Linked DNA regions of Homo sapiens: region 1 is linked to region 2. The links are chromatin loops, found by intact Hi-C in ENCODE. Cell type or tissue: A673. All regions are shown on one strand. Each heading gives the region's core, and the rest is flanking DNA. Links, peaks and the distances in the headings are about the cores only. Region 1 has its middle 210 kb from the start of NUF2. Region 2 has its middle 380 kb from the start of NUF2.

Region 1 (16,113 bases), core at 4,206-12,205, 170 kb after region 2:
ATAATGCATGACTGTGTATATATATTTAAATATATATACTGTATATATAAAATTTATATATTTCTTTTTTACTATTTTACCCTTTAACTTTGTCTGATCTGCTGTTTACAGGTATCCAATAAGGACTTTTTGAAGTTAGCGTTTTAGTATTTAGACATTTCATTTATTTCTTTTTTTCATTTTTTAAAAAATTTCTAATAGTTTCTTGTTTTAAGCTCATAAAGATTTCTTCTATATTCTGTACCTGACAACTTTAGCATCTTCAGGACTTGGTGATCTAAATCAGTTACTTGTTTGCTATCATTAATAGTAGCTTGCCTTCTTGCTTGTTTGGTAATTTGTGGGAGGCCTGAAGGCTTAATATGGGAAAGTTCTCCTTCAGTGAGAGTTTTCTTCTCTCTGTGCTAATAGGCCAGGAGGCACCTCTGAGTCAGATTACTTCAGCCCACTTCATCCTGGGTTTCATCTCAGCTCGTTGCCTCGCCTAATTTTTGCTTCAACTTTTAGTTACCGTTTCAGCTTGCTATACGAACCTAGCCTCAGCTTCTTAACTCCAGTTGGTCAGATATTGGCTCCAAACCACTGAAGGACCAGCTCCCAACTTCTAAGGTTCTGGAAGATCCAGGCCAAGCTCATGTGTTTCTTTTTAAATGTATTTCCTTTAGGACAGAGTTTTCTTGGTGACCACTCCTACCTTTTATTAGATAGCTATGACTCAAAAAGTGTTTTCTGTTCTGATTTTACTAGTTGTGGAATGGGATGGTATTAAAAGTAGAACTCTGAAAATATTTTTAAATGAATAACAAATATCCACATTTTGAAGGATAGACACAGAGAGGGAAATGCTGTAACTGGAGAAGCCAGTTATATTACTGTTGATTGGGTACCCATCATGCTAGGCATTACGCTAAATAATTTCCATGTATAATCTAACTCGTTCCTTCATCTGCTCTGTGAGCTAGAGAGGTGGATGTCTTTAACCACTTTTTATACATGACTAAATAGAAGGCTGGTGAGGTCTGGTTACTTGACCAAGTACATTCAACAAATGAGCGACAGACAGAATATAAATCCAGGTATGTATTATTAGAGTAAGAACATTTGTTTTTGAAAGTAAACATATCTCTTTCTGAGTCCTTACTTATACAGACTAATAAGATTTTGAATTACTGATCTTCCATTCCTCAACTGTATAACTGGTTTCATTCTTACGTCATACAGTTGATGTGTGAAATAACATATTAAACAAATTAACATGTTAAAAGAATTAACACAGTGCCTGACACATACGGGCTAAATATGAGTTATTATCATTATTGTTATTATTTTCTGCCACAGATCTTATGTTATCTCCAACAACATACACGGGAGTCTAAACTGTGATCATCATAGGAATTAGACATCATAAATAAATGTCTTTAGCACAAAGTTTTTTCTAAGTTCTAGGCTTATATACAACTGCATATTTTTGACATCTGCCTCCACTCCTGCATCTCAGCCTAAACTCAACCTTATATTTCAATGAACTCCTCCTCATCCTTCTTCCTCCTTGGTGAAAAATATCACCCAACATATTTCAGAAGCCAGAGACCTAAGAATCCTTTTCTAGTCACCACCATATCCTGTAGGTTCACTTCTTTCCATCCACACTGAGGCTCCTCAATTCAAGCCATCATCATTTCTCTTCAGGGTTATAAAACTGACTTTTGGCCAGGCACAGTGGCTCACGCCTGTAATCTCAGCACTTTGGGAGGCTGAGGCAGGTGGATCGCTTGAACCCAGGAGTTCCAGACCAGATTGAGCAACACTGAGAAACCCTATCTCTACTAAAAATACAAAAATTAGCTCAGTGTGGTGGCAGGAGCCTGTGGTCCCAGCTACTTGGGAGGCTGAGGTGGGTGGATTGTTTGAGCCTGGAAGGCAGAGGTTGCAGTGAGCCGAGATGGCGCCACTGCACTTCACCCTGGGTTGTTTGAAATAAGTTTGTTTCAAGGAAAATAAGCCAAAATGGAAGGGAAAGGATTTCAAAGAAGATTATGATATAAATTACTGTAAGTCTTCACAAGCCAGGTCCCTGGGCTAATGCTCAAGTTCTAGCATGAAAGTACCACCAATAATAAAGTGATGAAAAATTAAAAGAGATAAAGCACTGGGCCATGATATGGTTTGGCTCTGTGTCCCCACCCAAACCTCATCTTGAATTGTACTCCCATAATTCCCACATATTGTGGGAGGGACCCCATGGGAGATAATTTGAATACTGTTCTCATGGTAGTGAATAAGTCTCACGAGATCCAGTGGTTTTACCAGGGGTTTCTGCTTTTGCATCCTCCTCATTTTCTCTTGCCGTCAACATGTAACAAGTGCCTTTCACCTCCTGCCATGATTCTGAGGCCTTCCCAGCCATGTGGAACTGTAAGTCCAGTGAAACCTCTTTTTCTTCCCAGTCTTGGGTATGTCTTTATCAGTAGCATGAAAACGGACTAATACAGGCCAGTACCTTCAATAACTAAATAAAATTACATTCAGAGCTCTGTCAGAGAGGTGGTGCTGGATACTCTGAGACATGGGCTCTAAGAAATATATTGGACATTGGTAGCATCAGTTTGGTCAATAGAGTGAAACTTGGAGTAGCTTTCATGGGATCCTGAATGGTGCTGGTGAAAGGAGGAGTTGGTGATAGGCACCAACAACAGTGATTGCATTCTCAGTCAGCACCAATGACATTGACTGCTTCTATGGGATGTCAGTAATTTTGGCAACCAGAGACGTCACCACTGGGGCATGGACAAGAAGGATGAAAATATAGTGGGGAACACATCATAGCCAAGGACTGGAGAACGCATGTAGAAACCTGAGGATTCCTGGACACATTCAGAGTAATTGCAAGATTCTAGAATTCATAAAGAGGGAGTAGAGTTTACTAGAGACAGACTTCTTTGTGGTTTATTCTGATCTTTTAAGCTGATGTGATCTGGGAACCACAGTCTTCAGTGGCAAAAAGGGTTACGCCAATGTAAGTGTTGACAAGGGTAAAAAAAAAAAAAAAAAGAACAAGGCAGGAAAGGAATTTAACAGGAGACACTACAGAGGAAGAAAGTGCCAGAATAGGTGCACCATGGAATAAAGGAGAAAATTTCCTTCAGGAAAATTACTGAGGTCCCATATAACAAAAAGGAAGATTTTCCCTTCCTGGAAAAGGCGTCAGACCTCATCTTCTAATGGAATAATTATGAGTTTAGAAATCATGGTTAAGCTAAATAAAGTAGTAGAAGAAAAAGAAAATATATCTTTAAGAATATATATTTAACGATGAAAGCAGGTTGATAATTAAACTGTAAAGTAAGCATTATTGGTAAATATATTAAGGGGTGTGTGTGTGTGTGTGTGACAGGACATTGGGAAAACATGTTTCTATGAGGACAAATAATAATGATAGTTAACTTACTGAGCAAATACTATGTGTTAGCACTATAGTAAGATGTTTACATGTTTTGGAATAAAACGTTCATATGAAACATGTTATCTTCATTTGATAGATATGGTGCAGAAAGTTAAGCAACTAAACAATAATGGTACAAATGATAAGTAGAGGAACCAGGGTTCAAACCAATGAACCTGGCTCTAAGGACTATGCTTTCAATTATTGTGCAACAGCAGGATAAGGAATTCCACAAATTTAGAGCAGTGCTGTTGGAATCTGTTAGCCCAGGAACCTTCTTTTCTCCCTATTTATGCACTCTGGATATCACAGCAGTCAAGTCATAACATTTTCATAGATTTTAGTTACCCTATCTTTAAAACATGGTTAATTTTATGCAGTTGTGCCCACCTTGCCCCAGAGATTATCGCTAGATATTTGTGGGGATTTTTTAAATTAGTTTTTATTTTATTTTTTTTAAGTTCCCAGATGCATGTGCAAGATGTGCAGGTTTGTTACATAGGTAAACGTGTGTCACAGTGGTTTGCTGCACCTATCAACCCATCACCCAAGTATTAAGCCCGGCATACATTAGCTCTTTTCCCTAATGCTCTCCGCTCCCCCACCACCCTCCCCCGACAGGCCCCAGTGTGTGTTGTTCCCCTGCCTGTGTTGCAGGACTTTTCCTTAGTTCAGCTAAAGACGGGGTTCTTATCACACAGCCATAAAGATTTAGGCGTGCAAACTGTTTTGAAGGGTGAGCAGGGCAGGGTTTATTAGGCATAAAGGTAAAAAGGGGGAACAGGAGCTCAGCGGAGCTAGAGTCCTCCTAGTACAGGCTTCCCACCTCACAGTTCTAATCCCAGGTTCCACCCAGGAAGGGGAAGGGCCAGGCTCCTCCCCACTGCAAATGGCGTGAATTTCTGTGCCTCCACCCCAGCTCAGGTTGGTGGGGGGCTCTGCCTGGAAGCCCTTCCCATCTGGCTGTCTCACCTGTGTCCATGTATTCTCATTGTTCAGCTCCCACTTACAAGTGAGAACATGCATCCCTAGATATTTGCAAAGTTCTCTGAGATTTATTAATAAAAGCTGTGCTGTGAAGATAAAATTTTTAAAAATGATGTACATCTCAGAAAAATTAACTCAAATGGCTTAATGGCCATCAGCACCTAACATTGTATAGTCTACTAAATTGATAAATCTTCTTTAAATGTACCTCATCCAATGGAAAATGCTAAATATCTTTTCATCTTTTAATAGGAGCTAAATAAGAAAAGCCACGTGAGCTAGAGTTTTCTCTTCATTCAACCTTCAATATTTTATCTCAGTTGTTCATTGATTGTCCATGTTGATTTAAGACTGTCCTTCTGGGGAAGACTAAGGTATGACGTTTTGTGAAGTTATGCTCGACAGTATAAGTCTGTGCAGTAGGCAGAAGTGTTACTTTTCTCATTGAATTGATATTTGTGTATAGTAGTGTGGCGTATATTTCCATCTCTCTCTAAAGCATATGAGAAGTTAATTTGGCAGGGCATACCATCTCCCGTTTGTGAACCTTTGTTTCCCATCTGTGTTGTAAAGAGGTTGGACTCAAGTGTTCTTTCCAACTGTAGCACGGGGTGCTTCTCTATTTATTATTCACACTATATATGTCTTAAGTTATACTTAATAAATTTTTTTCTAAAGATAGCCATCTATAGAGAGGGAAACAGGTCACCAAAAAAGGGTGCCAACATTTCTCTTGAATAATAGAATAGACCCTCATCTGTGTAAAATGGTTTATAAGTGGCTCAGCCAAAATACAGGGAGGACAAAAGGAAGGGGAAAACAGCAGGGTTGACCCAAGTGAGCTCTGCACATTCACTCTGGCTCACTAATGTTCTGTGTGTGCACATAATAAGTGTTTAATAAATGTTTGTCAAATAAATAAAGTCCATGTGCACTTTATGCCTCTCTGGCTCTCAAAGCACTTTCTCATGCATTATCTCATTTGACCCCACAATATCCTTACAAAGTGGCTACAGCAGGTATTCTTAACCCTGTTTTCCAGATTCAAGAAACCGAGCCTCAGAGCATTTGAGTGATTATGCCCAGGTCACAAAGCTAGTAAATGGCAGAGCCAGGTCTCAAACGGAGGGCTTTTAACTTCAACTTCTGTGTTCTTTCCATGGCATTATGCAAGCCTCGTAATTCTAAGATACAGTCCTAAAATAACACAAAAGACTCAGCCAGCCTCCTTCTTTATTCCCTTGACCTCATTAAAGCTTTAAATGGAACTTGTCCTCACAAACTTAGGGTGCAACATCAAATCCGTCTGAGTTTCTAGGGCACGTAGCAACAGCTTGCTTTAATCTAATAATTGGCTGAAGTAGAACCACAGAAAGAACATAAAAAAGGCAAATTGTTATTTTTCAAAACCAAGCCATTCCCTGCCTAAAAGGTTCACAGCTTTTTCCTTTTCCAAGAAAATATTTATCCCCCTAAAAGATTTCTTCCCGTTAACAATATTTTTACAGCCTTTGTGATACTTTTACAGCATTTTAGATGCAATCTAAATACTATATATTTCAAGAATGGAACCATTACATTAAGAACGCTGCATGTGTTTAATAGTGTCTTTTATGAGGTTTATTAAAAGAAGCCATAAATTTCTGAGAAAGGTTTAAGCCATATTACATTGATCTTACTTCTCATTTAAACAAAATGTAAACTTTAAGTAAAACCTTGATGTGGAATGTAAACTCGCTCATATACCCTGAGCTTACTCATTCACATGTGCCACCTTTAAAATATTAAATCATCTATGAAGCACTCCATTTCTTTGAGTGTTTTCCAATCACAACAAATAGCTTTCCGGTGATTGCTTGTACCTGTTGAATTTCTTGAATTCATTCACAGAGAGGAATGGGTGGATACAGAGCAGGGTTTTCAAATCATTCTGGGCTCTGCATGCCTAAGGCAGCTTGCAGCCCAGGTTAACTCTTGAGTTGCCCTCTCCAAAAATAAACTCATATGCCAAAGGTAGGTGCTTTTATCCCCATTTTATAGATGGAAACACTAAGGCACAAATAAGATTGAGCAATTTTCCAAAGTCACACAGTCAATAAGGAAGAGTCAGTGTGTAAACCCAGGCAGTCTGGCTCCAGATGGCTGAAGCCCAAGCTTTGCTCCAGAGTCTGATTCTATCCTGCCTTCTTTATAGGATTATGAGGATTAGATGAGGTAATACACAGAAAGCATTTAGCACAGTGCTTGACAGATAGCACTCAACAAGATTAGCAATTATTAACATCATTAGCTAGTGCGTGTTAAGGCTGATAGTTATTACCAGAGCCATCCTTCACAAGGGTCAGAGCAAACTGTGCTATGTACCCAAAATTACCCTCTGTAATATTGTGATATAATAAGAAATATATATTTGATTTTCATCTGCAGTTTCTGGCACAGAGCTCCTAAAACCCTCAAAATTTCTAAGTGATAGAGGTAAGAGGAGCATCTTTTGTTATTCATAACAAGCTCCTTTCAACCATACCTGAGTTTATGTTAACGAGATAACTGATGGCTGGAAGCCCCTAGATAGTTTTAGGATGAGAGCTGGTTGCCAGAGGAATCAGCAGTGTGACTAGAGGGTTGAAACTTCAGCCCCTAACCTCCAGGGAAGGGTAGAGGGGCTGAAGATTGAGCGAATCACCAATGGCCAATAATTTAATCAATCATTCCTATACAATAGAACCTTCATAAAAACCCTAAACCATGGGGTTTAGAGAGGTTCTGGGTTGGTAAAGGAATCTATATGCCAGGGAGGGGAATAGCACACCCCAAACTGCAAAGGAACAGAAGCTCCTTGCTCTAGACTCTTCCTGACCTCACCCTATGTACCTCTTTACCTGGATGTTCATTTGTATCCTTTATAATAAACTGGGAGATGTAAGCAAAGTGTTTCCCTGAGTTCTGAGAGTCATTTACAGCAAATTATTGAAACTGAGAAGGTGATTGTGGGGACTCCTGATTTGCAGCCAAGACATATAAAATCATGGCAACCTGGGGAACCTCTACTTATGATTCGCTTCTGAAGTAGGGGGCAGTCTTGTGGGTCTGAACCCTTAACCTGCGGAGTTTCAACTCACTTCAGGCAGTTAGTGTCAGAATTGAATTAAATGGTAACATTTCTATCTGGAATGTTCTCTCATTACTCCGCATGGCAAACTCTTATTAATCCTTCAATACAAAGGTCACATGTCATCCTCTCAATTTCTTCTTTACAAACTTTGTTGACATTTATTAAATCATATTTAAAAGGTTGCATTTTACTGATATGTTTACATGTCTCTCTCTCCCACGGAAGTCCAGACGGTAAAATGCTTGAAGAAATGGGCCATGCATCTCCACGTCCTTTCACCTCACACAAAGCCTGGACCAAAAGAGATTTTTCTTAAAAACCTGGCAAGTAAATGAGTGCATGATTACCCTTGTGATCTTAGCCTACTCATTTTACCTCAAAAGCTGGTCATGTCAGAATCAAGAACCAGAAAAAAAAAAAAAAAAAACACCTTCACCCAATGCTGTACCTAAGCTGAGATCTACGGAAGTCATGGAGCAAAATCAGAAATACTGAACTTTCACCTTTGTCAGCTGATGGAAAATAAAGCTGTAGGCTCAGCCTCAGCTGTCATAAAGCTAGCCCAAGTTAAGTTACCTCCTGCTGCTTCACAAAGTTCCTCCTTATGCCACTGTGTCCCAATTTCCCATTTCAGTTCCTCTAAGAGTTAGGCCTCGGTGGCTTCTGTCAATTATTATTCACGTGCTTTCTCAGAAACGACTTGCACATCTTAGAAAGGAGTAGGTGCTCCCTGATAAGGCCTGAGTTGAAGGAATCAAATCCAGGGTTTTTAGAAAGCAGGGAGAAAATGGCTTCCATCAGAGAGCCAATATGGGGAAAGTTTAAAACTTCCAAGTGGGTCTGGAGATTTACAAGAGCTTTTTATAAACAGGTGATCATCACCCCTCACTCTTATTTATTTCACAACCTACCTTCTGCTATATTTTGTATTTTGGGAAGAAAGCCATTTATGTATCAGTTTTCTTATGGAATGGTTAATGTGGTCAGCCTGAACTCAGATATTATCTCACCTAACTAGCTATGTAGTAGTGACATCTACTGGGGAACACGGTCACTTCAGAGTTTTTATTTGTGTAGTGTACTAAGAAACTTTAAAATGTTGACTCACTTAATGTTTGTAACAACCCTATGAGATAGTTAATATTATAATCTGCATTTGTTGGATGAGGAAACTGAGACAGAGCAATGAAACAACTAGCCGAGTGTCATACAGGTATCACGTGGCAGAGCTGGGATGTGAATCCAGAGCAGCATGGCTCCAGCGTCTGTGTGCTTAAACATGAAGATCTGCTGCCTGTTCTGTCATTCATCATCTGAACTCCGAATATGCCCACTAAATAGCATTTTGCCTATTGTTTTGAAGCTATGTGTTTATATTTTCAATTCCCCAATAAACACTGTTCCTCTCAGGGCAGGGTCTGTGTTTCATTTTTATATTTGCAATGTCAGCACTTAGCACAGTTCCTAACACATAATAGGCGTTTAATAAATATTTGTTAAATAAATGTTGCATAAATGAATGAATGAGCAAAAGACTATCTTCGTGTTTGAGGGCAGGTCTAGAGTGGAGAGCGAGAGAATGGTCAGCAAGGCATGGCTGCTCTCTTTGGAGTCATCATACTTCACAATATGGTTTTCAGAAATGCACATGAATGAGAGTTGCGGCATCTATAATTCAAGTCTACTAATCCTTGAGCTTGTGAGAGGTGTCTCATAGCTTTTAGAATTAAGTCCACATTTCCTAGCTTGAAATAGAAGACCCTTTGGGATCTGGCTCCCAACTACCTCTCCAGCTTCTGGGTTTACCACAATACCCTGCATCCTTCCCAGTGATCTTATGCTGCTTGTGAGTCTCTGTGCAAGCCATGCCCTCACACCTGCAAGCTTTGACATTGTCTTTAACCGGAATCCTCTTTGCAACTTACCAGGCCCCTTCTTACTTTGCCTGAGCAAATCATATTCATTTTCAAAATTCAGGCACCATCTCTTCTAAGAAACTTTCCCAGAGGTGACAGGGCTGATACTCTCTTCTGTGGCACAATAGCATCATGGGTAGAGGAAGTGCTCCAGGGTGCAGCTAAGAGGCCTGGGATTGAATCCCAGCCTGACCATTTACTAGATGTGTGACCTTAGGTGAGTGGCTTAATTGTTCTGTGCATTAGTCCTCCCATTTTCAAAATGGGAGTATTGAAAAACACTATCTACTTCATAGTGTTGTAAGCATTGAATGAGTGAATAAATGTACTATGTTTAGAATGGTGCATAGTAAGGGGAATTGAAGTGTTTGCTATGATTATCCCAATATTTTCTACTCATCTTTCTTTTCCTACCAGTCAATGAGTTCCATAACCAGAGGCTGTTTCTTCAGTGTCTTTATGTCCACAGGGCCTAGCAAAGTACCCGTTAGGAAACAATAAATGCCTGGGAGGGAGAGGGAAGAGAGCAATGTAGAAATAAATGTGTTTTTGTGTGTGTGTGTGGTTATAATGCCCTGCAAACAGAATTAGACAGTGTATAAGCTCTGAGCAAGAAATGGAGCAAAGATGGAGCAAAGAAGTACATTTCATTTTGGCTTTGCCTCATTCTTCTCTCTGGGTTGTTCTGTGCCAAAGTTCTTCTCTGGTTGCTTCATCCCCTCAGCCCCTTTCCTACTGTCCAAACCCATCCCCCACCAAGACATCTTTTGAAAGTTACAACCACTTCCACACATGGAAAACATATTGAAGCCATTCTGGATGGTCCTTATGAAGGGACAGAAACCAAAGCGATATGGTCTTTCTGGGGCCAGGCCTCATCAGCTGAGTAGGGAAACATCTCTGTAGGTACAATGTAAAAAAAAGCTAAAATGCATTTGGCTCCAGAATGCTTCCCCTGCCTCTCTCCCTCCACAGCGGAACATTCCGGTATTAGACTCATTCCTTGGTTTAAGTCATTGTATTTCTAGAAAGACTTCATTCCAAATACAAAGATGCTACTCAGAAGACTAATCTCATTTATACACATGGAAGGATTTCTTGTTCCCATGGAAAGCAGAGACCTAGAGACTTTTAGGTAATGAGCTGGTTCAAGTTACAGAGAAAAATAAGGGTTGCCATTTATCAAGTACTTTCTATGTGCTATTAGGCTCCATGAAAATGTCTTTTAAACATTTGACTTTTAAGTGCTGTGTTAAGAAGGTGGGGCTGGGTGGTTGGCCCTAACTGGTATCCCTTTGTTGATAGGAGGAGGAGAGTTTCTGAGGAGATAGGGCAGCTCAAACGAGGGAGAGGTGTGGGCAGTGGGTCAAATACCTCCAAAGGTAAGCCCATATTAGACCGTTTTAGGAGAAGCTGCTTGTGGGATGAGGCAATGGCATCGTTACTTGGGGGGTCATTCCCATCCCTCACTATATGGCCTCAAATTAAACGTGTATTTTATTACCCTCATTCTCTCCCTTTTCCTCTCTTTTTTATTAGAACCCATTCCCAAAGAGAACCAGGTAGATAAACTCTTTTTGCTAAGACCGTGAGTTGTCCATTCACTCATTTGCCCAGTAGGTGTAGATTGTATACCTACGCCCTGCCATACACAGAGGAAGGCGCTAGGATAAGAAATCCACGCAGACCAGCACCACTCTCAGGTTTACAGAACCCAGAGAGAGCTTCAGGTAAACCTGGTATGACAAATTCTTGAAAATTTCACCCCCTCTTGAGTGGATCCCACCTCCCCTTCTTTGCTACCACCTCTTTTGTCAGCCTTCTTCATCCCTCCCGTGGAATCCTGCAGGAGCATCTTAGCTGTTCTGTCTTAGGTTGACAGTCTCTGACTTCGGAACAAGAACCTTGTCCCTTAACAAGATATGTTAGAAGCTTGGGATCTGGCCCCATTTGCTTCCAGAGCCTCCTCCCCTCCGGCTTTCCCATAAGTCACGTATGTCACCCCAGACCAGAGGAGACTCCAGAAGTCTCCTACAGCACAATGTGTACATATTCATCTCTGAACTTTTAGGCTTGTCCCCACTCTCATTCTGTGGTCATTATTCACTTAATAATTATTCTCACCCTTCACAACTCATCTCCACTGGAACCTTCACCAACCTTCTCAGAAAGTTTCTTCCTCCCCTGTGTGCTCCCAGCGCCTTGTCCAGTGAAACCGATCTCCTTGCTTTAATCATTTTCTTACCTGCATGTTTGCTTCCAGAGGCTGTGACCTTTGGGGTCCAGGAAATGTTTCCTAGTGATATCTGTATTTGCCATCCACGAGGCCCCCATCACACTGAAGACGCATGTTAGAGGCCCAAATTATGCTTGAATGAATCAGTGAATGAGATGAAATGAAAAGAAGAAAAGAAAAAATATTTTAAGGGATAAAATACAGTAGAGTTGTGTAAAAGGGCTATGGGAACTCATACCTGGAGTTACTCACTCTACCTAGAGGAAGTGAGGGAAAGGAATCTCCTTTATGCTTTGAAGGATCATTAAGGATTGTCCTCTATTTCTGGTAGAGGTACATTTAAAAGGGGCAGAAAGCACACCTTAGAGGCTGGCAAAATTCCCTAACAGAGATGGGTTAGATTTCCATTACCCTATCATGGGCTCCTGAGTTCACATCATTAAACAGATTCCTATCTGAATATCTAACCCTACTTTCTTATGCATGTTTGTCTTGTCCTGGGAAAATGCAGGAGTCTGTACTTCTCTAGAAAGGCTATTAAAAACTTCTGAGATTATATAATATTTTACCTTTTGCATCTGGCTTATTTCACTTAGCATAATGTTCTCCAGTTTCATCCATGTTGTCACAAAAAACAGAATCTTCTTTTTTATTAAGGCTGAATAATTGCCCATTTTATATATACAAGTTAAGCATCCCAAATATGAAAACCCAAAATGCTCCAAAGTCCAAAATTTTTGGAGTACCAATATGACATTCAAAGGAAATGCTCATTGGAGCACTCTGGGTTTCAGATTTTCAGATTTGGTATGCTCAACCAGTAAATATAACGCAAATATTTCAAAATCTGAAAGAAAGGTAAAAATCCAAAACACTTCTGGTCCTAAGCATTTTGGATAAGGGATACTTAACTTGTGTATATACATCATAGTTAGGTAGGATTAATGGTCTAGAGATGTAAATGTACAGCCTGATCACTATAGTTGATAATAAGGTATTTTATACTGGAAATTTACTAAGAGAGATTTCAGGTGCTCTCACCACACACACACAAAAGATGATAACTATGTAAGGAGATGAATATGTTAATTAGCATGAGTCTAGTAATCATTTCATTATGCATATGTGTATCAAGACATCATGCTGTACACCATGAATATACACAATTTTTATTTAATAAAAGACAGACAGAAATGGCTGGGAGTGACTTGGGCACAAAAGGAATAGCCAGGCCCTGGTGTCTCTTCCTTTCCATCACTTCTGATGTCAGTCTTGCTTCAGTGCTCCCTCCGCATGCAGGCCTGCTCTTATTTGCAGGTCACAATCTCGTGTTCATAAGATCCAAAGTCCAGAGTAAACCTGGATGGGTACACAGGGCAGCTTTTCATAGTCCCATGTCCCATAGTCTCACCAACTCCCACATAAATGCTCTGGGCTTTCAAGTGCTTTAAAGACTCTCCTGGATTTCCCTGTCATTCTTGCTACAAAATTAAGATTAAGAAAGGGAAGAGAGATGGTAATAATGTCAAGAGTAAGGGCACAAGATTTTCTTTTCTTCATGACCATCTTGTAGGAAATGACTAGTTTTTTAATTGCCCATTAAATATGTGTAATTGGCTACTGATTCATTGAAGGCAAGCAGCTCAAATATTTGCATGCATAGATATTTCCTCAAGATATAAAATGCTATGGTGAATGTAAATCTCTCTACAGATGTGGTGATTCTTCCGTACATTGTGTGAGGCACATAACTTAGGCACAGGCTTTCCCATTGCCACATCTATACCCTTTTCTTGACTTTGGAGAAATACTGGCACTTGAATTGAATTCAGTTCCTGTAGCTTTATTTTAATCACCTTCAACTCTACCCTTATCTTATTTCTTGAAAAAAAATTCTACTTTTCTAACTCTCAGTCAAACAAATTAACAAATTTGTGTGTGTATCCTTTCCAAACCTTGAAGAAACCATTTTAATGTTCAGAAAACTATTTATACTTCTGGTAAAAACAAATATTCTACAATGTTTCCTAGCTGTTTTACAAATCAATTTTGAGGAGTTCTGTTATAGAGACAAGTTATAAATATTGGAGCCTGATGATCATCGTCACAATAAAGAGAATAAATAAATATAAAAGTCAAAAACCCCTGAACAGTGATGCCTCTGAAGATACATATCAGCAGGCAGAACATACTCTTCTTCTTTGAAAGAAAGTAAAACTTAACATGAAGGGGAAACATGAAGAACCTTGGAGAATTTTATGTTAGGACATAAAGAAGCCCTGAGCTACTGTATGGATTCAGGCAGAATAGAAGCAAGAGAAATATTGTTTCTCAATGCACTAGGAGCAAAGGAGGCTAAAGAATAGGACAAGGATGAGAGAGGGATGGATGAGAGGAGCAGATGGAGAAGGAGGAGGAAGAAATGGAGAAGGAGAAGGGGGAGATGGAGAAGAAGGGGAAGGAAGGAAGGAAGGAAGGAAGGAAGGAAGGAAGGAAGGAAGGAAGGGAGGGAGGAAGGGAGGGACGGAGGGAGGGAGGGAGGGTGGGAGGGAATGGAGTGAGTTGTCCACTACATCTGACAGCTTAAATGTATTGGTAAATTAACCCCATGAAGGTTAAGTGAAAGAGAAACCACATTGTCAGAATACTAAGGCAGTTCAAAACTAAAGGAAGAGATAAAAAGGCCCAGGAGCACTAGCAACTAGAGTAGGCCAGAAGAGTTAGGACCCCAGCTCTACAGGGAGCCACTGTCAGAGCAACCATGCTTCTCATCCTTATAATTTCTATCAAAGTTTCAGATTTGAAATAGAGAAGATCTGATTGGCCTGGCTTCGGATTTAAAAGCTTCTGGATCAATAGCTATAGCTAATTTTGCGGGGCAGGGGTAAGAGTAGAGGACAGACGTATATCAAAGCCAGTTAAAAAATACCTTTTTAGAGACAGGGTTTCACCATGTTTTTCAGACTGGTCTCTAACTCCTGACCTCAGGTGATCCACCTGCCTCAGCCTCCCAAAGTGCTGGGATTACAGGCGTGAGCCACTGTGCCTGGCCCATCAGAAGCATTTTGAAGAGCTAACAATATAATGGAGAATAAGCAGACAGAATTTCCGTCCCACAGGAAGTTCAGGGGATCTGTATGGGCAAGGCTGCCACCCAATTAGTGTCTATTACCCTAAGTCAAGAAATATTGTTTCTGAGACTGACACAGGAAAATCTGCAAACCAGAAAGCTGTAGACTTATTTCTGCAGGAATTCTTGACAATAAGTCTTCCACTGAAACCCCCAAACCATGTAGCAGCTTATGGAGGTTTCAGTTTTAAGGAGGTAGGGAGAAGAAAGAGAGAGACAGAGAGACAGATGGAGAACATGGTTGAGAGAAAGAGAAGCCTTATCAAGTTAAGGGAAGATCAACTTTATATTAAACAATGTTAGACACCGATTAGGGTTAATAGAAAGAAGTCCAAATTGTACTCACATTTGTGATAATTACTTAGCATAGTACTTGGTACAGTAGATGCATAAATATTAACTAAATCTGAATTCATGCTTTATTTATTGATAGAAAGTCACAAAATATAGGCATAGTAACAGCCATACAGGCTTTACATACAGGCAGTTTGAACTCTGGTATATCATTGCTATGTAACCCTGGACAAAGAAGTTAGGGTCTTTAAACTGAGGACATTAAGGTATATTGATAGAGTTTCATGAAGGTTAAATAAAATAATGTATATAAAATCATATAGTAAGTGCTCAGTAAATATTCACTCCTCTCTTCATCTTCTTATTAAGTGCATGTTCTTAACATCCAGCATTTGATTTCACTAGAAAGCTTATGTTTTAAAACAAAATCTTAAAAAGTTATTCTTATAAATGTAATGTGCTAGACAGAAACTCTAGGTCTTAACTATGTTTCTAGCAGTTCAATGAGACTGTCCATTAAAGGCTGCCGCTATCACCACCTGGTGGCAGCATACTGTATAATTTTTTTAAATTTAAAAATGACATACTCATACATATTTACAGAGTAAAGTGTGATATTTTGATACCTGTATACAATGCATAATAATCAAATTAGGGTAATTAGCATATTTATCACCTCAAATATTTATCATTTCTTTGTGTTGGGAACGTTCAAAATCCTCTCTTCTAGTTATGTAAAAATATAGAATAAATAATTATTAACTATAGTCATCCTTCAGTGCTATAGAACACTAGAACTTATTTCTCGTATCTGAGTATAATATGTGTTCCTTAACCAACACCTTTCCCTATCCCCTCTTCTTTTCACCCTTCCCAGACTCTAGATATCATTATTCTGCTCTTTACTTCTATGAGGTCTTACTTAGCTTCCACATATGAGTAAGAATACATGGCACTTACCTTTCTGTACCTGCCTTACTTCACTCAACACAATAT
Region 2 (16,113 bases), core at 4,924-12,923:
AAAGGGAAGGGGAAGGGGAAGAGGAAAGGGAAGGGGAAGAGGGAGAGGAAAGGGAAGGGGAAGAAAAGGAAGGGACAAGGAAGAGAAGGGAAGGGGAAAGGAAGAAGAAAAGGAAGGAAGGAAGGAAAGAAGGAAGGAAGGGAGGGAGGGAGGATGGGAGGAAGGGAGGAAGGGAGGGAGAAAAGAAAGAAAAAAGAAAAGAAAAGAAAAGAAAAAAGAGAAAAGAGAATCCTAGTATACCAGGTAGTAAGGAGATACATTTCCCTTTTCTGCACGGTTCTGTGTTGTGAAATCAGCCCAGCAGCTGAGCAGTGGCTCCCATCTCCTTCATTATCATAGAGTAGAAGACTTATTCTGGTGAGATTTGGCAGATGATGAGCATTGGCAAATTCCATCTTCTCTGGCTTTAGGCGGTTGATGCAGCATGGTAGCAACACCGGTTGTCCTCAGTACAAACACACACACAGACATACACACACAGACACACACACACACACACACACACACACTTGTGTAGTTCCTGCTACAGGGAGGATCCATTTAGAGTAATTGATAAGAGTTTCCCACCAAGTTCATAATTCTCTTCTCCACAGTACAAATTTTCTGCCCTCAGGAGCATCTGAGAAAGCCTGAAAAAGGGCCCCTGCCAGGGTCAGACTTCAAACTTCAGTTGGATCTGACTGGATTGGGGTGAGAGGTATGTTGAAAACATTGCAGTTATTACTTAGCAATTAGTGGAGGCTAATAGCTGAGGTTGATACCAATAGTAGCAGAACAACCAGATTTTGTTAATAACAGGTTAAAGAGAAAGTTAAAGAGAGCATAGCTAAAACCACAGATATTGCTGGTGGTCAGAAACATTTTGTGCATATCCAAGCTTGGAAACTGTAAGGACCAACATCAGAGGCTGCGAACTGCAGAGGAAATAGACTTCGCTAAATTAGTCCAACTGAGTCACTAAAAAACAAACAAGCAAATAAATAGACAACAACAACAATGGCTTCAGAGGGAAAAGGGCCAATATTTAGAGTTCCTACAACACATTATCTAAAATCTCCAGTTTTCCACAATAACAAAATGAGACATCAAGAAAAAAACTAAAACCAAGGAGGTATGACTCATCTATAGCAATAAAAAGCAGACAATAGAAACTGCCCTGCAGGGGATACACAAAAAGAGAAGACTACAAAATGACTTTTGTAAATATTTTCAAAGACCTAAAGGGAACTATGCTTAAATAATTAGTAGAAAGGATGATGACAATAACTCAACTAAAGAAATGAAAATTATTTAGAAGAACCAAATGGGCATTCTGAAACTGAAAGTACAATAATTAAAATAAAAAGTGCACAAAGAACCCAACAATAGACATGAGATGGCCAAAAAAAGTCAGTGAACTTGAAGATAGATCATAGAGATGATAAAGTCTGCAGAACAGAGAGGAAACAGAATTGAGAATAATGAAGAGAGTCTCCGAGAAATGCAGGACACCATCAAGTATACCCACATAAGGGGAGTATCAGGAAAAAAAAAGAAATAAAATTTAAAAATTTGAGAAAACAGTTATAAAACCTTCCCAAATTTGATGAAAAACACTAATCTACACATTTAAGGAGCTCAACGAAGTCCAAGAATGATAAACATGAAAGAATCTATCATAAGATGCATTAATTATAGGCAAAATGTTAAAAGCAGCAAGAGAAAACCAATTCATCAGATACAAGGATTTCCAATAAGATGAAGAGCTCATTTTCATCAGAAGCAGTGGAAGTCAGTAGGCAGTAAACAGACATATTTAAAGTTCTGAATAAAAGAGTACGAACACCAGAAAACCTATATCCAGTAAAAGTATTTTTGAAAAACAAAGCCAAAAACAACAACCCAGATGAAAACAGAGATTTCATTCCTTGCAAACTTGTATTGTAAGAAATAAGAAAGGAAGTCGTTTTGTTTAAACACAAGCGACATCAGAAAGTAATTCCCATGTACACATAAAAATCAAGAACACTGAAAAAGGTAATTATGTAGGTAATTATGAATGACAGTATAACTGAATAGTTCTTTTCATTTCTTCTCTTATTTAAGGAGTAATTGTATAAAACAATATGCATATAATTGCATTGTTAGGCCTGTGACATATAGAAATGTAATATATTGGTAAAAAAAAATAGCACAAAGGAGACAGGTGGGAACAAAGCTGTATGGAAGTGAGAAATGGAAGTGAAAAAATGCAGTGAATGGTAAATCAAATACAAAGTATGAAATGAAGAGAACAAAAAGTGGTAAAGATGAAAGTTAACACCATAAATACAAACTTGTTTGCTTTCTGTACTAGTCTGTTCTCACACTGCTATGAACAACTACCTGAGACTGAGTAACTTATGAAGAAAAAAAGTTTAATTGACTCACAGTTCTGCAGGCTTAATAGGAAGCATGGCTGGGAGGCCTTAGGAAACTTGCAATCATGGCAGAAGGCAATGGGGAAGTAAGCACATCTTACCATGGCTGAGCAGGGGAGAGAGAGAGGGAGAGGAGGTACCACACACTTTAAGCCATCAAATCTCATGAGAACTCACTATCATGAGAACAGCATGGGGAAAATCCATCCCTACAATCCAGTCACCTTCTACCAGGTCCCTCCTCCAACACTGTGAATTAAAATTTCATGAGATTTGGGTGGGGACACAGAGCCAAACCATATCACCTTCCTTCTCTCGCCTTCTTTAAAAGAAAAAAAATGCATATATTAATCGCAAAAATGTATGGCTGGGTTTCTAACATATATAGATACACCAAGTATGAAAATGAAAGAATATAGCTATACAAGTAAAGTTTCCCTATCAGATTAGAATTAAGGTAGTATAAATCTGAAGTCGATATGCAAGGGAGAGGGTGGGAGGAAGGAGAGGAGCAGAAAATATAACTATTGGGTACTGGGTTTAATACCTGGGTGATGAAATAATCTGTACAACAAACCCCCATGACATGAGTTCACCAATGCAACAAACCTTCACATGTACCCCCAAACCAAAAAATAAAAGTTAAAAATAAAATAAATAAGGTAAAATATACTACAATGCTATAGTAACCTAATTAGCATGGTAGTGGCATAAAAACAGACATATAGACCAATGGAACAGAATGAAGGACCCAGATATAAATCCACACATTTATAGTCTACTCGCTTTTGACAAAGTCTCCAAGAACATACAGTGGGGGAAAGGACAGTCTCTTTAATAAATAAGCAGGGGCAGAAGAATGAAACTAGATCCTGCTCTTTGACCCTACACAAAATCAGATCAATGTAGATTGAAGACAAATCTTACATCTGAAACCATGAAGTTACTAGAATAAAACATTTGTGAACTGCTGCAGGACATTGGTCTCAGCAAAGATTTTTTGTGTTTGACCTCAAAAAGCACAGGGAACAAAAACAAAAATAGACAAATGGGATTATATCCAGCTAAAAACCTTCAGCATAGCAAAAGGAAACAATCAACAAACTGGGAGAAAAAACAATCCACAGAATGGGAGAAGTAAGTATTTGTAAACTATCCGTCAGACAAGGGATTAATAATCAGAATACATAAAGAGCTCAAACAACTAAATAGCAAAAAACAAATAATTTAAAAAATGTGCAAAAAATCTGAATAGACATTTTTCAAAAGAATACATACAAATGCCAACAGGTACATAAAAAATTCTCAACACCATTATTCAGAGAAATGCAAATAAAACTACATTCTCACCCCAGTTAGAATGGCTTATATAAAAATACAGGAAATAACACATGCTGGCGAGGATGTGGAGAAAGGGGAAGTCTCATACAATGTTGGTGGGAATGTAAATTAGTACAGCCACTATGAATAATGGTATGGCATTTCCTCAGAAAACCAAAAATAGAACTATATATGATCTAGCAGTTCCACTACTGAGTTTATATCCAGAAGAAAGGAAGTCAATATATTGAAAAGATATCTGTATTCCCATGTTTACTGCAGCACTTTTTCCAGTAGCCAAAATATGGAATCAACCTAAGCGTCCATTAGCAGATGAATGGATAAAGAAAATGTGATACATATATACAATGGAATGTTATTCAGCCATAAAAAAATCCTATTATTTGCAGCAACATGGGTGGACTTGGAGGTAATTATGTTAAGTGAAATAAGACAGGCACAGAAAGACAAATAGCATATGTTCTCACTCATATGGGGAGCTAAAAAGGTGGATCTCATGAAGATAGAGAGAAGACTGGTAGTTATCAGGTTCAGAAGATTAGGGGGAAGCGGGGATGAAGACAGGTTGGTTAATGGGTATAAGAACACACTTAGAATAACTGGTGTTTGACAAATCAGTAAGGTGACTATAATTAACATTAATCGGTTGTACATTTCAAAATAGCTAGAATAATTCAAATATTTCTATCATAAAGAAAAGAATATTTAAGGTGATAGATATCCCAATTACATTGATTTGACTATATGATTGTATCAAATTATCATGAGTATCCCTAAAATGTGTACATTATGTATTAAAAAATTAAATAACAATGTTTAAATGGATCACAGAACCAAATGTAAGAATTAAAATTATAAATATCTGGCTGGGCACAGTAAGTAGCTCATGCCTGTAATCCCGACACTTTGGGAGGGCAAGGCAGGGGATCACTTAAACCCAGGAGTTTGAGACCAGTCTGGGCAACATAACAAGCCTGCCCCATCTCTACAAATGATAAAAATATTAGTCAGGCAGGGTTGCACACACCTGTGGTCCCAGCTACTCAGGAGGCTGAGATAGAAGGATCCAGTCACCTGACCCCGGGCAATCATGGCTGCAGTGACCCGTGATGGCACTGCACTCCAGCCTGGACGACAGACTGAGACACCATCTCAAAAAAGAAAAACAAAAATAAAAACAACAAAAATCGAGGAAATCTCCATGACTTTGGTTGGGCAGTCCTCTTAGATAGGACAACAAAAGTGAAAGAAGCAAAACTAAAAATTAAATGGATTTGATCAAAATAAAGATTCATGCTTCAGATGATATCATCAGAAAATGAAAAGACAACCCAGAAAATAGAAGAATATCTCCAATCACATATCTGATAAGGGTGTTGCATGCAGAATATATTAATATAAAGTATCCTTGCGGCTCAACAAAAAGATAAGTATCACAATTTAAAAATGGTAAAGGATATGAATAGATATTCCTTCAAAGAAGACATACAAATGGCCAATAAGCACATGAAAAACCATTCGAGCCAAAATGCAAATCAAAATTACAGTAAAATATCCCTTAACACTCAATAGAAATGTTAAAACCAAAGACAGACAATGACAAGTGTTGTCAAAGATATGAAGAAATTGGAGTCCTCATACATTGCTGGTGGGAACATGAAATGGTGCAGATGCTTTGGAAAACAATTTGGCAGTTTTACAGAAAGTTTGAACAGAATTAACATGTGACTTAGCAATTCTCCTCCAAGGATGAAATGAAGAGAAATCAAAACATACGTCCATGCAAAAATCTTGCAGGTGAATGTTCATAGCAATCTTATTTAAAATAGGCAAAAGGAGGGAACAATTTAAATGTGAATCAATTGAGGAAATAAATAAACCATCAATTGATGAAATAAATAAACCATCTCTATCTATACAATGGAATATTATTTGACATTAAAAAGGAATGCAGTACTGATAGATCCACAACATTAGATGAACCATAAAAATATTATGCTAAATGAAAGAAGCTAGTCTCTAGAGACCATATATTGTGTAATTCCATGCATATGAAATGTCAAGAATAGAAAAATCTGTACAGATAGAAAGTAGATTAGTGGTTGCCCAGGACTGGGAGTTGGAAGTGGGATGGGAAGTGGAAGGGATTGGAGAATGACTGCTAATGGGTATGTAGTTTCTTTTGCATGTAGCAAAAATGTAAAATTATACTGTAGTAAAAAATTACACAATTCTATAAGTACACTAAAAACCACTGAATTGTACACTTTAAATGAATGACTTTTATGATTTGCGAACTGTCTCTCTCTATATACGACTATTTTAAAAAAGAAAGGGAGACAGAAAGGGAGAAAGAGAGAATATTAAAGGAAAAAAGATGTGAAAGTTCCAAATACACTCTAGTTTGGCTGAATTTGGCTGAAACATAGGTTGTATAGGGTTGATGTTAAAGAAAAGGTTTACAAACGCAGTTGAGACCAGCTGTAGAAAAATGTGGAAAGCTGTCTTAGACACTAAGGAAGAAGTCTGCATTTATCGAATAGGTGATGGATCCTTATTTGATAAAGACAATATTTAAAATCAGAAGAAAGTAGCACTATCTTTGTTTTACAAAAATCATATTTGTAGCAGATGAGCATAGAATGGAGGGGGAAAATAGTGTAGCCTGAGAGGCCAGGAAGAAGGATATGAAAATAATCCAATTGAGAAATGATACCTGTCATTCTAATGGTTCACCTAGAATCCAACACAGTGTTTCCCTTTTGTTTTGGAGTCAAAGTACATCTACATTACTCTCCATGCATCTATTTGGTATTTAGAATAAAGATAATCAAAATGTGTTTTCTGACAATATTTCCAACATACAATATTTCCAACATACGATCCACCCCGACATTAAGTGAAGTTATCTAGAGCTATTTCATCATTGCTTCCTCTGTCCATGCTGCTCTACTACAGCTGTGTGGGAATGGGCTACAACGTGGTGCTTAAAAGACTTCAGCAGACCTTGCCAAGTATTCAGCTGTAGCTCTTGCCTTTGTCCTCCTATAACAAGATAATGCAAGATACACAACACAATGTCAAACACTGTAGTTATTCATTTAATAGTTATTACTGTCATGTATAAGCTATGCCAAATGTCAAATTTATGCTTCTGATTCTAGAACCATTCAGATGGTTTCTGAGAACTTGGGCATGACTACAGTTCACTGTTATTCTGATTGACCTATGCTATCTAAACCCAATTTAAGTCACCATTGCTCATTTCTGACACAGGTATAAAGGAATGAGGTGTTACTCCCTTTGAGTAAAGAGTACATGTTATGACTTTTCCGCTTTCACTGCTTCAGCATTAACCAGTGCCTTCATGAGTTCCCTGTTAGTTAAAAGAAATATAACTTTCCTTCAGATTTGTTTTTCTAATATGAATTCCCATCTTGTATTGCTAAATGTTTCAGACAATGGAAAAGCGTCTCAACTTCCTAATAGGTGTTTCTTTCTAGACCATATTATTCAGCACCTAAATGTAGCAATTCTTAGGATTTCAGAGATGTAAATGACAAATTTAAAACTTAGAGGAAAAAAAAAGAACTCAGAGCTCATAGATAATATTTCTCAGATGTTTGGTGGAACCAAACAGATGTATAAACTGACACATACTCCAGGGCATAGCATGTTCTTCAAATAGAAATCGAGGATTAGCAGTATTTCTTCATCTGCAAAATGGGATTAATAGTGTTTGCCACCTGTCATCTCACCAGGGTGTTGAGAGGAAAAATAAGTTCATTCAAGGAAAGTTCTCTGAGATATTTAGAAGGCAGCACATTAATGCAGACATCACTTTGTTTCATGGCAAAACAACTGAGATTCTGACTTCCCTGGAGGAGTAAGATCTTATTTCCAAAATGCATGCCTTTGAGAGAGAAAGTTTTAAGAAATAACATTCTATGAGCAATAATTCCATATCTGCCTAATCTAATGAGAGACAGGGAATGATAATTTACCCAGTAGGGAAATGTGCAATTGGAATACTTCTGGCAAATGTCTGGGTACATACATTCTTGTGCGCCCTTTCCTACCTCCAACTTCACCTCTTCCAGACTCCCCCTCCTTATGAAAAGATAAGGTTGAGTTTATTTTGTTATTACAGTTTTAAACATCAGAAATGGATATAAACTATAATTCTTGGTTTTAGACAAGAAGCAACACAGTCTTATCATATGTGAGTTAGAAGCATGCTCTGTGTTAGGAAACAGTTAGATGATATGGTTATATAAGCATGCTCTAGATTCAAATGTTCTGAGTTCAAATGTTGACTTTCAAGCACAGTTAGTTTATCTGACCTTGATTTCCTTGTATGTTAAATTATTACTTGCCTGTAACATTTAATGTGTCTGCCACATGTAATGATCACTCATTAAGTGTCCTGTTACATTTGCTGTCTTCTGAAAGGGCTCAGTAATAATCGTTGGCTCAATGGAGCACCTACTTTCATTCTCTGGAGCTGAAGTGGTTATAGGTCGATGGAAGAAGAAGTCTTACCTAATTATTCATTAAAATAAGTAAAAATAGGGGTTACCAATAGGCTATGAAATGGAAAGCTTGAGTTCCTAGGGTCTTTCTTTCACCAAACACTGAAGAGAGGTTAAATCATTTTAAGACTCTGCCTCCTCTTGACAAATAATAGGCAAAATCACCACCCTTCTCCATGAGCTAAGTAACATTGGTAAAGAGAAACAACATCAGAGAACGTACGTTGATTAGAGGAAGAGCATATAACCCCCTAACATAAGCATGAAACAGTTTTAAATATTAAAGCTCCAGCTCTTATTACCCTAATTTCCAAAGACAGGCAGTTAGTGTCAGTAGGATTATTTTTACTAACAGAAAGAAAACAAAGAGGGAAGAGCTTTTGATTAATATGTGAGTCCTCTGGGAAGTTGTTATCATAGAAGAATTTCTTTTCTCCACATGCACATGGGAGGTTCTACAAAATCCTTCTCATTACAACAGCAGTTTCCCATCCTAAAGAGAGCTGTGAAGAGCTGTACAACAGAAATGCAAAACAGAAGTGAAGAATGCATGATCCATGAAAATGTTGTTGATGAATTCTATGTAGTCAGGGCAGATGGCCTATAAGAACAGAACTTGGAGCAATTGCAGAGATTGAATATTTATCATACTTAGCATCTCTGAAATAGAAAGTGGTTTGTCTAATATTGACAACTAGGTGACGCTAACAACCAAGGTAATAAAAGAAGAAAATTAAGATTACAACCTGTGCAGAGACATGCACCAATACATCCTTGGCTGAATACTTAGCTAAAACATAGTGTGAAGATCTTGGATATTTAACAATAGAACATCAGGACATTTGTATCTGTGTAATATTTTTGAATGGTTATGTATTTCATAATGTTTTTGTTTCATATAGGACACATTGTACACACACGTGGGTATATGAATGTATGTGTTAGTAGTTGTCATTAAAAAGTTTTAATTCAGACATAATTAAAGAGAGGAAACCAAGTTGGTTGGACTGATTATGAGCACTATTGAAAAGCTAACTGAAAACAACAGGTAATGTTACCCATTGTAGGATGGTATCTGAATAGGAATTAATTCCTATGGAAGCATTAACTAATTGCAACAAATTGTTCTTGGTATATGTAAAAGTGGATTAATAAGTTAATAAAGGTAAGATTTTGCTAAATATAAAGAACTTTCTGTTTAATTTGTATCACAGTGGGGGAACCTGTCTTAAGAAATGATGTGTTCTTTCTCATGTAGAGATGTTTAAGTAGACATAGTATGGTAATTCGTCAGAGAAGATGCTGAAGGGGTCATGCACAGGGAAAAATATTATTTCAATCATTAAGAAATATGTATTTGGTGCTAACTATGAGAATGATATGTAGATTTCATGTTGCATGCGAACTCTAACCAACTTGCAGAAGCTTCCTGAGGCAACGTTGAGAGGCTAGCATGAACTCTATAGAAAAGACTGCTATAGCAGATTAGAAATAAATATCATAGAATCAGGAGTAAGGAGAAATAGATTACATTCTAAATTGTTGTATTTCTGACCTACCTGTTTCCAATCACTGTTAGATACTGGAAATACAATAGTAAATAGTGGAGGAATAGGCCCTGAAACATATAGGAAAATAAACATACCTCTGAGAATTTCTAATAATCAGATATTTCTAGGATTGCATTTGAAAGCTTTTATGTCCATAACCTCCAGTGAAGCTTGTAGTATAGGGCTAATTTGAAATAAATTTTCAAGTATGAAATAAATGAGCAAGAATGTTCGCTACAAATACAGAAAATTTCTGTGGGGTCATCAGGAGCTTTGCAATGCCATTTACTTCCTGAATGTCTGTGAATACCTTGTTGGCTAAGTCCCAACAGACAACGAGAACCCAGTGAGGAGGCCCTTAGGTCCTGGAATAGCTTTCTCTTTCCCATGATCAGTGGGTCAGCAACAGCCATCTCAGTTTTTCTGAAAAATTTTTGACAACAAGTCAAATGCATGAGATAAGAAGTAATGGTAACAAGTATCTGGGAGAAACGATCCTTCATTAACTTAAACACAGGGTTGGTGATAAAATGTCAGTTGAATACACAAGTCTTGATTAGAGAGCTCAAGCTGCCTGGCATGAAAATAACCCAGGACACCTACAAAGAAGTAACTGCCCTGGGAAGAGATGCACAGCCAGGTTTGCCCATGGAATGGATTCCCCAGAGGAAAATTATTAAGGCAAGAGATGTCAAAAAGGTAGCAGATCAAGTAAACCCTTGAGAGAGTTGGGAAATAAGTTGTCCAAAGCATTGACCGATGCCCTGGACTGTTAATGAGAGGCTGGAAAAACTTTCTGGCTATCTCCTTACCTGACTTTCCAGCAAAATGGAAAAAGTGGCAGAGAAGTTATTTCATATAAAGTGAGGCTTCCTCACATGTAGTTCTCCCAGTAAAAACTAAGAGGTACTCTCAAACCACCTGGGAAAGTGATATACTAAAGGTCTGGGAAGTCCTACAGGGAATCACAATAATGTGGGCAATTACTCAACACTTATTGATTGGATCCACTATAAACAACACTAGGTCAGGCATTAAAGTCAATTCCAAAAATATTTAAAAATATAATCCCTGTCTTCTATGAAATTCTAGATGAAAATATGAAATCTAGTTGAAAAGATAAAACCATCACTCAGTAATAGTTTAATGAGTGTAAGATATATTTTGATAAGGGCCAAATTTGTAAGGAAAAAATTAAAATGGGCCCTAAAGGTGGGGGATGAATTATTTAAGTAGAGGAAGGAGAAAAACAGCCTTCTTTCAGTATTATCAAAAGACAGAAATCAAGAGTCAAAATAAAGCTCCCATCATCCTAATAAGAACCCTATCTAATAATTGCGGTTCTCCATGTATAAATTTCATGTGTGTCATGGCATCCCCTTTAAATGTTAGTATCTTCACAGTTGTCAGTATATCTCTAAGTCTCTTACATTCTAGTCATAGCAATTTACTCTCAGAATACAACATAACATAATTCAATTCTGATTCCTCACTTCTTCTCAGCCTGGAATATCCTCCTCTCTCTCCACATACACACTCTTCTTTGTGAATCTTCTCTGATCTACCCTGTAGGAATTAACTGCTGTTTTATCTTCAATCCAACAACATGTTCCTTGTATTTTGTTTACTATTTGCTACATTCTACCTTATTTTATATTATATTACAAATAATTGTTTGAATGCCTAGATCCTCCACTGGAGGACATTCTTTCAGGAGAGTTGCATCACTTCTTACTAATTCTTGAAATTTTGTAGCCCCTGATATAGTCCTTTGCTGATATAAGGTGCTTATTTGTGCTTGTTAAATAGAGGACAGATTAACAATGCAACTAGGCACCAAACCAATTTCACTAATTGTCACACAAGCACTATTTGTATTTGTAAAGCACTGCTTTGTTACCTGTTCATGTGGAATAGAATATGATTTAGAGTGTAGTTCTGGAGCAGCCCGGCATGATAGGGCTCAAATCTTTGCTCAGTCACTTAAGAGATGTATGATCTTAGATAAGCTAATTAACATCACCATTTCAGTTTCTTCATTTGTGAAGTGGGATTAATATAACAGCACTTGCATCGTCATATTTTGTAGGCTTAATTATTTTAATTCACATAAAGCCCTTAGAATGCAGTGTCATTCACATAATAAACACTGAATAAATATTAGCTATTTACTATCAACCATCATTATCTAATTCTAATTTTACTTTGACTGGTAAGATTGTTGTATTAACTGTACTTAGTTGTAGGAGACATCATGGTTTGCCCATTCAATCCTTTATTACTCCACCTTATTATTTGGATGTCCATCCATCTCGTGAAGATACACACCTAGAAAAAGTTGAACTATCACAAGATCAATGGAAAATCCTGAATAGTTTAGGTCAAACATGGTTATTCCCTTCCCTGTGGTTTAAAGGTGGGCATATCCTGCAGTTCTGCAATGAGACAAATGGAGAGATAATCTGAGGGACTTCTGAACTAGGGTCTTTGCTTCCTTCCCTCGTCCTTCCTTTCTTTTTTCCTCCCTCTTTCTCGCTTTCTTTCTTTCTCTCAGCAACATGCCAGAAAAAACTGTTCCTCTTCTGCTGTGAATGCAATACACCAGCATCATTTTGTGGCCCTGAGTGTCACAGTCACACTGATGGTAAACACAATAATGATAGCAGAGCACACAGAAAGAGCTTGGACCCAAACTGATATTGTTGACTTGATTTGCTTGCCAAACTTCTGTAAATATAAGAAATATATATGGTAACATTTTTTAAAGTATAAATTTCTAGGTCCTACCCAGGCACCAAATCAGAATATCACAGGGAAGGGGCTGGAAAGCTGTGATTTTTAAGCAGTGAGTCTCAACATCAGTGAAGTTTGGAAACACTGGTTTAACACACTTTTCATTTGGTTTCCTATTACTGCAGTTAAAGGACCATCCATTATATTACAATTCCCTCAGTTCTATGCTTTAGAGTCCTATTATAGGACTACTGTAAAATTTCAGAGGGAATTACTCCTTGGAGTAGGGAATGAGTTAAATAATCTACCACATGCCAATTGCAGGGACTGTGGTTAAGATGTCCTCTCTTGCCCCCTTCCCAAGTTCTTAAATTCCTAGAACACATAGTTGTCTTCAGTGGGCCAGAGGAATCAAGGAATGTTTAAAGCAACCTCAAAAGGTAAGGTCAAGCGATTTCTTTCTTTTTAGGATTTGGGATATCTGACTCTGTTAGACCCACTCTTGGTACCTGCTATGGGCTGAATTGGGCTCCTCCAAAAACGCAGTATCTCAGACTGTATTTACAGATAGGTTCTCTGAAGAGCTAATTAAGTTAGGATGAGGTCATATGGGTAAGCCCTAATTAATTATGACCGATATCCTTATAAAACAAAGAGATTAGGATATAGAAACACACAGAAGGAAGACTATGTGGAGACACAGGGAACAGATGACCATCTTTAAGCCAAGGAAGGAGGCCTCAGATAAATCCAACCCTCCTGGCACCTTGATCTTAGACTGCTAGTCTCCAGCACTCTGACAAAATCAGTTTCTGCTATTTAAGCCACCTAGTCCACGATGCTTTGTTATGGAAGCCCTAGAAAGCTAGTACAGTGCCTTTCAGGCAAGAATGCTTGCAACATATCTTGCTGCATGCTCTGATATCTCCTGAATTACAGACAAAATGTGGCACCTTCCTTTTCAGTCTTGCTAAGGACTAAGTCCCTTTAAGAACTCTGCTTCTGCCCAAATCAGATCATTTCTGGGCATACTATTGCAGTCAGAATGAAAGAGTATATTTTGTTTTGTAATAGCATCACTGTTACTCAACTTGAAACTCTTTGAGGGTAGAAATAATACTTTTGCATAGCTCATTAAAACTCACTTCCGGGACAGGGATGGTGGCTCACATGTGTAATCCTGGCACTTTGGGATGCCAAGGCAGGTAGATCACTTAAGACCAGGAGTTCGAGGTCAGCCTGGCCAACAAGGGGAAATTCCATCTCTGCTAAAAATACAAAAAATTAGCCAGGCGTGGTGGAGTGTGCCTGTAATCCCAGCTATGTGGGAGGCTGAGGCACAAGAATCAATTGAGCCCAAGAGGTGGAGGTTGCAGTGAGTCCAGATTGCACCACTGCACTCCAGCATGAGGGACAGAAAGAGACTCTAGCCTCAAAAAAGTAAAAAAATTCACCTCCACATTCTTTCATGTTTTAATTGTCTGTTTTTGTGACTTTCCCCTCCACTGAGTCTATCTTCAGAATAAAACTGCCTTGCTCACCTTTGTTATTCCAGGACTTATAACAGTAATGTGCATATAATGGACACGCCAAAAATGGGAACCAAAGAAAGAATAGTGAAAAAGTGAGTGAATTAATGAATGAGGCTCAAGGAGCATGCAGTCCAGAGAAACAGTATACTCTTATGCACCAACTGGGCATTTGATAAATATGCCAACTAGCTGACTAGCAAACAGAGCAACTCTGTAAAGATAACAAATTACATCACTTTTCCCTGGCTAGATTGATTACATGTATTACCGCGGCTATTTCTTTCCTGCAACATTTTTCATTATAGGGAATATTAATGAGTTAACAAGGACCCTATCTTTGTTTATCTCCTTTCCCATTTTAACAAGTAATTCTGATGCTAAATGACAAATCTCTGGATTTATAATAGCCTGACCACTGTAAAAACAGTAGTATGGCACAACTTTTAAAAAATTCTCTGTATGGAAATAATTATTGGAATTACTTGGTAAAATCTGAAACCACATCAGTAACAAATACTATACATTTGTAGGTAGAAAGTGTTTACAGGTTTCTGGCCACAACTTTTTAATCTATCTGTATTTAGCCTTTAAAATGTGCAATGTAGTATGCTAATCATCTGTGGGGACAGAAAAAAAAATACATAAAATCTTGCTACCTTACCTCACGATACTTATCACTTGTCTGTGCTAGAAAGATACGTCCAGGTGAAAAGTTTAGATATCAGAATAATAATATAGATATTGTTAATGTCAAATTTGTTTAAGTTAATATGTAATAAGCTTGAATTAATTTGTATTACATACAATTTCCTTCAATATATTTTATTTCAGAGAATATGAACGAAATACATTTATGTGTGTGTCTATGTGTGCGCGTGTATGTGCACATACAAAAAATATTGTATCAGTATCAGTATAGGAAGATAAATGCCAAAATGTGACAGTGATTATCTTTGAATGGTTAAGATTCTGAATAATTTGGAAGTCTTCTTTATGTTTTACTGTATTATGTAAATTTTTACAATTGTATATACAATACCTTTGTTTAGATAAAAATATTGGGCCAGGAATTGCAACTACCACATGAAGAATAGAAAAGGTAAACGTTAAGACTTCAAAGGAAGAGAAGATAACTGGGGCTGGAATATTCAGGAAAGCATTGTGGAGGAGCTAGGCTACGAATGGTGGTAGAATTTGGGTAGCTGAAGATAATGGAGAAAACTCTCAGCCACACGTAAGTACCACCGTTCGATCAACACAAAGCAATCCCACAGGTCACTTTAGACCATGACAAACATGAGTCATAGGCCCCTCAAGAACTCTAACACTATTTTCCCAGAACACATGTCGTTAATCCCCTGCTTTTTTCTATTGCCATCTGGCCTCAAAATCTTGCTCTTGTCCCATGTTTGTAATTCTATAAATGGTTTTTGAACTTGGCTTTTGCGATTAGTTTTTCCTTTTTGGCTTCTGCTCTTTTTCAAGGGTATGGACTCACATGCTTCCCTTAACCCACATTAAGTAGCAAGTCTAACCACAATCAGCCCCTAGGACCCATAGCTCTCCTCTAGTGCTAGCTAGCCCTACAGTGGGGTCCAGACACAGGAAATGGAATGACCAAGTTTGTAATATATAAGGTGTGTTTAGAAATCGGTGTCAGAATTCAGAGGTAGGGTACATCTAGGAAAATTGAGGACAAAAGCAGATTCACACCGTGAAAGACCTGAAAAGCCAGTGTATTTGTTTCTTGTTGCTACTATAACTAATGACCACAAATGTAATAGCTGAAAACAACACAGGCTTGTTCTATAGGTCACAAGTCTGATATGGATGGGCTAAAATAAAGGTATTAGCAGGTTGTGTTTCTTTTGGGATCTCTAAACAAGATCTATTTCCTTGCCTTTCCATCTTCTAAAGACTGCCCACATTCCTTGGCTCATGGCCCCCTTAAATCTTTAAAGCCAGTGATGACCAGTAGAGTCCCATATTACATAACTCTGATTGACTTTTCTTTTGCCATTCTCTT

Evidence for each region. Peaks named below come from ENCODE experiments on the same cell type or tissue, not always from the same donor. Only the 100,000 strongest peaks of a DNase experiment are listed, where the experiment ranks them.
Region 1: a loop joins it to region 2, with 2.6 times the contacts of the local background. A loop is called at or near these places in 3 of 110 quality-filtered maps.

The regions. Positions count from the first base shown.
Region 1 is chr1:163,528,465-163,544,577 of GRCh38, reverse strand. No RefSeq gene overlaps it. Among named protein-coding and RNA genes, the nearest start is that of NUF2, 210 kb to the right of the region's middle. RefSeq lists an enhancer at 5,229-6,403. In A673, for the core only: a CTCF peak has its summit at 8,589 (motif pointing left); DNase peaks (open chromatin) are centred at 6,597, 8,217 and 8,577; H3K27ac peaks cover 3,216 bases.
Region 2 is chr1:163,694,836-163,710,948 of GRCh38, reverse strand. No RefSeq gene overlaps it. Among named protein-coding and RNA genes, the nearest start is that of NUF2, 380 kb to the right of the region's middle. In A673, for the core only: a CTCF peak has its summit at 8,975; no DNase peak of the experiment used is centred there; H3K27ac peaks cover 383 bases.